2 separate regions of the Homo sapiens genome follow, and region 1 is linked to region 2. Evidence: chromatin contacts called from ENCODE Hi-C or POLR2A ChIA-PET data. All regions are on one chromosome and are shown on one strand. The core of a region is the stretch at or near the end of the contact, and the rest is flanking DNA. Distances in the headings are between cores, read along the strand shown.

Region 1 (3,374 bases), core at 1-2,500, 72 kb before region 2:
GCTGGATACACACGTATTTCTTAGGCTTCCTAAACTCCTGAAATAGAGCAATGCAGGAACACCTGCTGAGAACGTGGGGAGGGGGCAGGGGGCTGCAACCTTCCACATCCAGGAAGAAACCAGGCTGAGGTCTCTGTTCTGGAGCCATTAGTGACATGACCTCAACTAAACATGTGAAGGACTTTTTCAAACATCACTTATGTCCCCTGACCAAATGTGTCTTGGGGTCTTCAAAGGTTCAGGAGAAGCCTAGGTTAGAGCTCAAGTATTCACATTTGCCCAGGGCTAGCACAGGGTCCATATTATTTCTATTAAGGAGATAGTTTAAGCTCGCTTGGCAAACTGGGTTAATGACTAACTGGGTTAAGTGACTCAGATAAAATCCCCACATCCTGACTTGTGGTTAGACATTTGACTACCTTTATCTCAAAGAGTTTGAATCTTTTTTTTTCTCGTTGAAGGTTTTGTAAAATAAGGTGCGGATATTGCACTATTTTACCCATCTTGGGGATAGTGAAAGAGTCGTGGAGCTACTGTAAGTGGTACATTGAATGAGCTGAATTCAGCATGATGTCAGCCAAAACCTCTGGACCCCAGTGAACTCACTCTGGACCAGTTGCTCTGCCTGCCTCTGGACTGAAACCTGGCCACACCACCTGGGGAGGGGAAGGGAGGAAGGAACTCTGAGCTGCCATATAGTCTCGATGGAGCCTCAGCTGACCCCAGAGAGTTTTGAAGTTGGGATGACCCTTCAGAGATGTCCCCATTTGGCAAGGGGCCCAGGCCTTTGTTCTCCCACATCTGTTGGCCAATGGCTGCTGGCCTCCCCAGGAAGGCAGCATGGCCTCTGGGAGCTGATAGCTGAGGGCTGTCTGCAGGCGGCAGTCCTAGCGGCAGGGCACCAACCCTTCATCCTGCCTCAGGACATCCCAGTGTCCATACAGGGAACTGGAGAAAAAGGGCACAATCCTTAGCTGGTACAGGTGTAACCTGCCATCGGAGACTTCTGGCAGATGTGCAAGTGCAAGCTCGTCTTCAGTGAGGAGCTTTTGGGGTTTCCCAAAAGATCCCTCCAAGGACCTCTGACTGCAGTTCCTTGCACAGACAGTGCTTCTCCGGCCAGCTGCCGTGGCCCCACACAGGCCTGGGATTTTTGTGTGCACTCCTCTGTGGGATCCCTCCCCTCCCAGGTGCTCCTTTAGCATAGGAGCTCCTTAAAGATGACTCATGGCTAGACAATGTCCCCACAGTTCATGTCCTGCTCCTTGGAAAAAGGTACCTTTGTCTCACTCTCGGTGACCAACTATGCTGGTTTTTCCAGGACCGTCCTGGTTTTAGCACAGAAAGTCTCACTTCCCAGGAAACCTTTCAGTCCTGGCAAACCAGGGTGGTGGGTCGCCCTAGAACATATGGACCTGAAACAGCCACACCTCTGCACTTCAGCTGCGGTGTCACACAGGAGGCTTTTCAGGTGTGAATTAAATAGCATTTCTTATGCCCATCAAACTCCAGCGACTTATGGAAAGCCTTCCAAATGGCCAGTGAAGCCCCTCCTCAAGGCTTGCGTGGTAGGGGAAGTGCACAGGCTATGACCCTTGAAGTCAGGGGAAAACAGAACATGAGGGCTGATGCTCCAAAGCAAGCCTGCCTCTCCCAGAATCCTCAGTGTCTCCTGACACCTTATTTAGCCTGGAAGTGGGTCATGGGCTACGGTTTACAAAACCTATCTCAAAACCCGCTGGTCCAGCTGCTGGGGGTGGAGTGAGGTGAACTCTCTGGGTATAAAGTCCCAGGAGAACTTGTGCTCAGTGGGAAATGGTTCCTAGAGGGGCTGTTAACCATCTTCAGAGGGAGGCTGGACAGGAATCTGCTTCTCAGCATCAGCATTCATGGCACCCTTTTTTCCTTCAAATTCTTTAGCTTTAGGCCAGAAGCTTTAGAGAGTTATGTATATAAAAATCACCCAAGGATTCTATTAAAAATGTAGCTTATCTGTTCTTAAACTTGAAAAGATGCTAACCTCACTTATAATAAAAGAAGCACAAATTAAAACTATAGCAAGACAATATTTCTAACCTGTCAAATCAGCAAAACATCTGATATTTTCTGTTGGTAATGCTATGGTGGAAATCAACACTCTTATGCATGGTTGGCTTTGTCCCTGAGGAGAGGCATCTGGCAATACCCAACACAATTATAGGTGCGTTTACCCTCTGATCCAGAAACCCACATCTGATCATCTATACTAGAGATACACCTGTACGTATAATAAATGACACATGCAGACAATCATTTCTTTTTTTTTTTTTTTTTTTTGAGACGGAGTCACGCTCTGTCACCCAGGCTGGAGTGCAGTGGCGTGATCTTGGCTCACTGCAAGCTCCGCCTCCCAGGTTCACACCATTCTCCTGCCTCAGCCTCCCAAATAGCTGGGACTACAGGCACATGCCACCACACCCAGCTAATTTTTTTTAAAATATTTTTAGTAGAGACGGGGTTTCACCATGTTAGCCAGGATGGTCTCGATCTCCTGATCTCGTGATTCACCCGTCTCGGCCTCCCAAAGTGCTGGGATTACAGGCGTGAGCCACTGCGCCCGGCTGCAATCATTTCTTGTCTCATTGTTTGTAATAGCAAAGGAATAGGAAATAACCCAAGTGTAAAGCAGTAAGATATACGTAATTAAACCATTATAGATCCACACAAAAGAATTTTGTGTAGTATAAAAAAGGCAATGGGAATATTTACCTATATACTACTAACATGAAGAGATCTTTAGGAAATAGTGTTAAATGAAAAAAATTAAATAGCAGGTTGTGTATATATATATATATATATATATATATATATATATATATATATACATAGATACTTTTGCAACAAACAAGGAAAAATATATATTAATATTTATGTGAATTTGCATGAAAAACAAAAAATAATGAGCAATGTAGGGGATAAGGGAGAAGAGGGTGACTGGGGACAGGACCTTAAGGATGCTGTCTAAATGCTTTGCTGTATATATACTTTACACATGGATTTTCAGACCATGTAAACTATGAGCTACTCAATAAAACAGTTTAGAACTATGTAGATGTCCAAATCCCCTTTCTTGAATTCTAATTTACCGATTCCAGGGCAAGGCTCAGAATTCCGTACTTTTGTAGAGCTTTGGAAGAAAACGAACCAAGGAATACACGCTGAAAAAGTCTCTCGAGGTGCTCTTTCTCCTACATTATTTTATTGACATTTTCACCAGAGCATTCCTTTTGGCTGAATTAATAACTATTTTATGACACACTGGGCTCTAGGAAAAGCGACTGGAGAGGGGACCAAATGGAGGTGATCGGGAGGACCATAGTGGCATCAGCGGATGC
Region 2 (3,308 bases), core at 242-2,741:
GGGATGTAAGCAGAAATTATGTATGTCATCTTCAGACTGAGGCGGTTGAGTGGAATGTGATTTATCCATTTGCCCTCTCTTTTGTCACCTGTTGATAGGATGCAAAGCATTGGTAGAGGGAACCATGGTACTAGAAGATGACAGAGCAACCAGTTTGAAAGAGCCTGGATCCCTGAATGAATGTATGGAGCAGGGCTCTCTCTCTGTTGAATGGTGATGAGAGTGAGAAATAAACCTTCATTGTACAAAGCCACTGAAATGGTTTTTTGTTACTGCAGCAAGTATTACTTGCTGCTACTAATGCCAAGTATAAATCATATTTAAATCTTTGCCATCCTGGGATTCAATTTAATTATACAAAACTAAATTCATGTCTACTTTAATATTCATGTTTTCTCATAGAAGATACCATTTTTTAAATAATAGGAGCGCCAAGCCCCAGAACATAGCTCTAAGGTGAAAATGTATAATGTCATAACTTATTACATGACATCTGGGTCAAGAGAATAGAGAAGACGGTGGGGTTTAAAAATAAAAAGTAAATAAGGGTTATAAAAAATGCAATACTATATAAAAATTGATCCAATGTATTCAAAAATTAAAGACTCTCTATCTCTTAATAAATACCAAAGTACCACAAGATTCTTTATATACACCAAGGACTAGGCAAGTAGAAAAAACAAACAAACAACTTTAACCTTATAATTCTAGAATGAAGGATCATCTCCAGAGTCCTCAGTAGGGCGCTTATAAACAGCTCCTAAAATCTTGTCAGCACAATCAAGGGCTGTTTCTCAATCTCTTTGTATAAAAAACTAGATTCTGTATTAGTCTGTTCTCAGGCTGCTAATAAAGACATACCCAAGGCTGCGTAATTTATAAAGGAAAGAAGTTTAATTGACTCACAGTTCCATGTGGCTGGGGAGGCCTCACAATCATGGCAGAGGACGAAGAGGAACCAAGACACATCTTACATGGAGGCAGGCAAGAGAGCGTGTGGAGGGGAACTGCCCTTCATAAAACCATCAGATCTCATAAGACTTACTCACTATCACAAGAATAGCACGGAAAAGGCCCACCCTCCCAATTCAATTACCTCCTAGGGGGTCCCTCCCACTGCATGTGGGAATTATGGGAGCTACAATTCAAGGTGAGATTTGGGTGGGGACACAGCCAAACCATATCAGACTTTATTCATTTTGGTTCTTCCTTTGAGGAAACTGAGTCCCATAAGGAAATGGAGGAAAACATGGCCAGCAGTGCCAACTCTCACCCCATTCACTTCCCGCCCTCAAGGGTGTGCTGCCCTTTCCTTAGCACCACCCACTCCAGGGCCGTCACCATCGCAGTGGGGGCTCTCCGTGTTTCCTGAGATCTCAAACCCAAGCGTTTCTTGGGGCAGCAGCGGGGGGCCTCGCCATGGAACTCCCGGCTCCCACGAGGGCTTCCGTGCCTGCTGGCTCTTCCGGCTTTGAGCGTCCGCACGAGAAGCCCCCTGCTGGCCACATTCATGGCGTGGGGACCTCGGGCTAAATAAATTTCATTTCTCTCTTCTCCCTCCTAAGTGTCTTCCACTATTTTCCTTTGTTGGCTCTGGACTTGTTCTAAATGCAGCCCTACTAAACTTTCGGGGGGCCTGAGTGTTTCTGGCATTAAGGGGTGCAGTGGGGCGGGGGGTGCAGAGGGGCTGGGGCTGCGCTGGGAGATGGCGTTGTGTTAAGTGAACGTGGACACAGTGGTATTTACAGCCTCACTAACGTGCCTTGTCTTGCTGCCCTAGCCTCTGACTGTGAATAAAACACTTCTCCTATTTTTTTTTTTAAGACAAATGACAAATAAAGCTGGGTGAAGAAAGTAATCATTTACTTTGTGTCTTCGGACATGACATTTCTTTCCTAACATCTTTCGGAAAGCTGGAGTTCCCTAATGCCCTGCTAAAGAAAATGATTGACATCTTTCAGAGGGCTAGGAAATTTATGCGCTGGAAAACAATTTCCAGGACGTTGGAGATGAGTAATTTCCCTCTCTATCACTATGTGTACAAAAGAAAAGGGACCCAGGGCGCTGATGTAACTGTATGAAAAATAAATGTGTGGCAAAGGAATAGTAAAAATACTTGAACTGAAAACAAAGAGAAGTAATCATTTTTTATAGTTTGGCTGTAGTCACTGAACAATTGATTTAGATGACTAAGTCTAACACATCTGTATTTACACGATCTGGAAGACATAAATTACTAACACGTAGAAAAATTTTGGAGAGGGGAAGTAAACTACAGCTTAAGTATCTGATGAAGTAATCTAGCAAGACTCACTTTTTCATTTCTGCTGAAGTCTTGATTACATCTAGCATGACTGTGCCATCTAGTGGTTTCACAGTAACTGCCTCGAGTTGGAGGATACAGTTCGGAAAATTGCTTTGAATATCCCATGAACTCTTGGGTAGGTGCAAAAGTAATTGCTGGTTTTGCCATTAAAACAGCAATTTCTTTTGCACAAAAATGGCCCAATAAGAAAGAGATTGAAAGAGTATTTCCACGGCACCCACACGCAGCTAGTTCTGAATTACTTAAGCCAATCATGGCATGAAAGCTCATGAACTTCACACAAATGCCTCAATTCAAACCACTGATTTCATCATCTAAAAGCATCTACTCGGTGTCAAAATGCGTATTGTGGCTGTATATCAAAGACACCATCAGGGTCTGTGGGCTTTGTCACTGTCCCCAGATGTTTATCTGCTGAGGAGAGGAGATGCAGGCTTCTCTTTCCTCTGTTTACAAGGTGCTAAGAGATACTGAGAATATCTGTAGCAACTAATAAGATCACAGAAGAACCCCCAAACTCAATAGCCATCCATCAACCAACCAAAGGCTGATGTTATTCACACAATAACGTTGACTTCCCCATATTTCTTGCTCTGAAATTTTGGGGATCTTTGATCATTTTAGCTTTAAAGTTGGAGCCCAGCCACACCAGCTTGTGATCTCTCTTCCTCTACCTGGAATCCCCTGCTCTCTCATCTGCGTTCTGGAGGCCACCAGTGCCCACCTAAGGTTGTTCCCAGCTCGCAAGTATCCCCAGTTCTGTGCAGTTCCCTGCTGAGCCACTCACATTCTCAACTGCGGGGACCTCAATGGCAATCACAGTACGAGAGCCACAAGAAACTCAGGGAAGAAAAATTAGAAAACAGCCTCCAGATCTCCAGGGAAGGAATAGTCATAGTTTATGTTACAAGTTGTTTTGAATAACTGCACACTTCATGTAGATCTATAAAAACGTCAATGTACAGAGTGGTAAAACAGCTAG

The links. Hi-C counts contacts between places; a loop is a spot of excess contacts on that map. ChIA-PET counts read pairs that join two places held with the same protein, here RNA polymerase II (POLR2A). Pooled maps may share reads with other maps.
Region 1: a map of PC-9 shows a loop between it and region 2 (8-fold over the local background). The contact joins two enhancer-like sites. A Hi-C loop is called at or near these places in 6 of 168 maps with a recorded cell type or tissue (Calu3, K562, PC-3 and 3 more), 6 of 37 single-sample maps with no recorded cell type and 15 of 50 pooled maps. POLR2A ChIA-PET finds 5 or more read pairs at or near these places in 2 of 52 experiments (Panc1 and activated naive CD4-positive, alpha-beta T cell).

Annotation. Positions count from the first base shown.
Region 1 is chr6:150,488,612-150,491,985 of GRCh38, reverse strand. No RefSeq gene overlaps it. Among named protein-coding and RNA genes, the nearest start is that of PLEKHG1, 110 kb to the left of the region's middle. Within about 2 kb of position 1,250, at least 4 of the 41 ENCODE cell types and tissues checked have a DNase peak (open chromatin) inside an H3K27ac peak, as active enhancers do; they include PC-3 and PC-9, where a contact is called at or near this core.
Region 2 is chr6:150,417,399-150,420,706 of GRCh38, reverse strand. No RefSeq gene overlaps it. Among named protein-coding and RNA genes, the nearest start is that of IYD, 50 kb to the right of the region's middle. RefSeq lists enhancers at 740-1,306, 1,320-1,614, 1,307-1,875. Within about 2 kb of position 1,491, at least 28 of the 41 ENCODE cell types and tissues checked have a DNase peak (open chromatin) inside an H3K27ac peak, as active enhancers do; they include PC-3 and PC-9, where a contact is called at or near this core.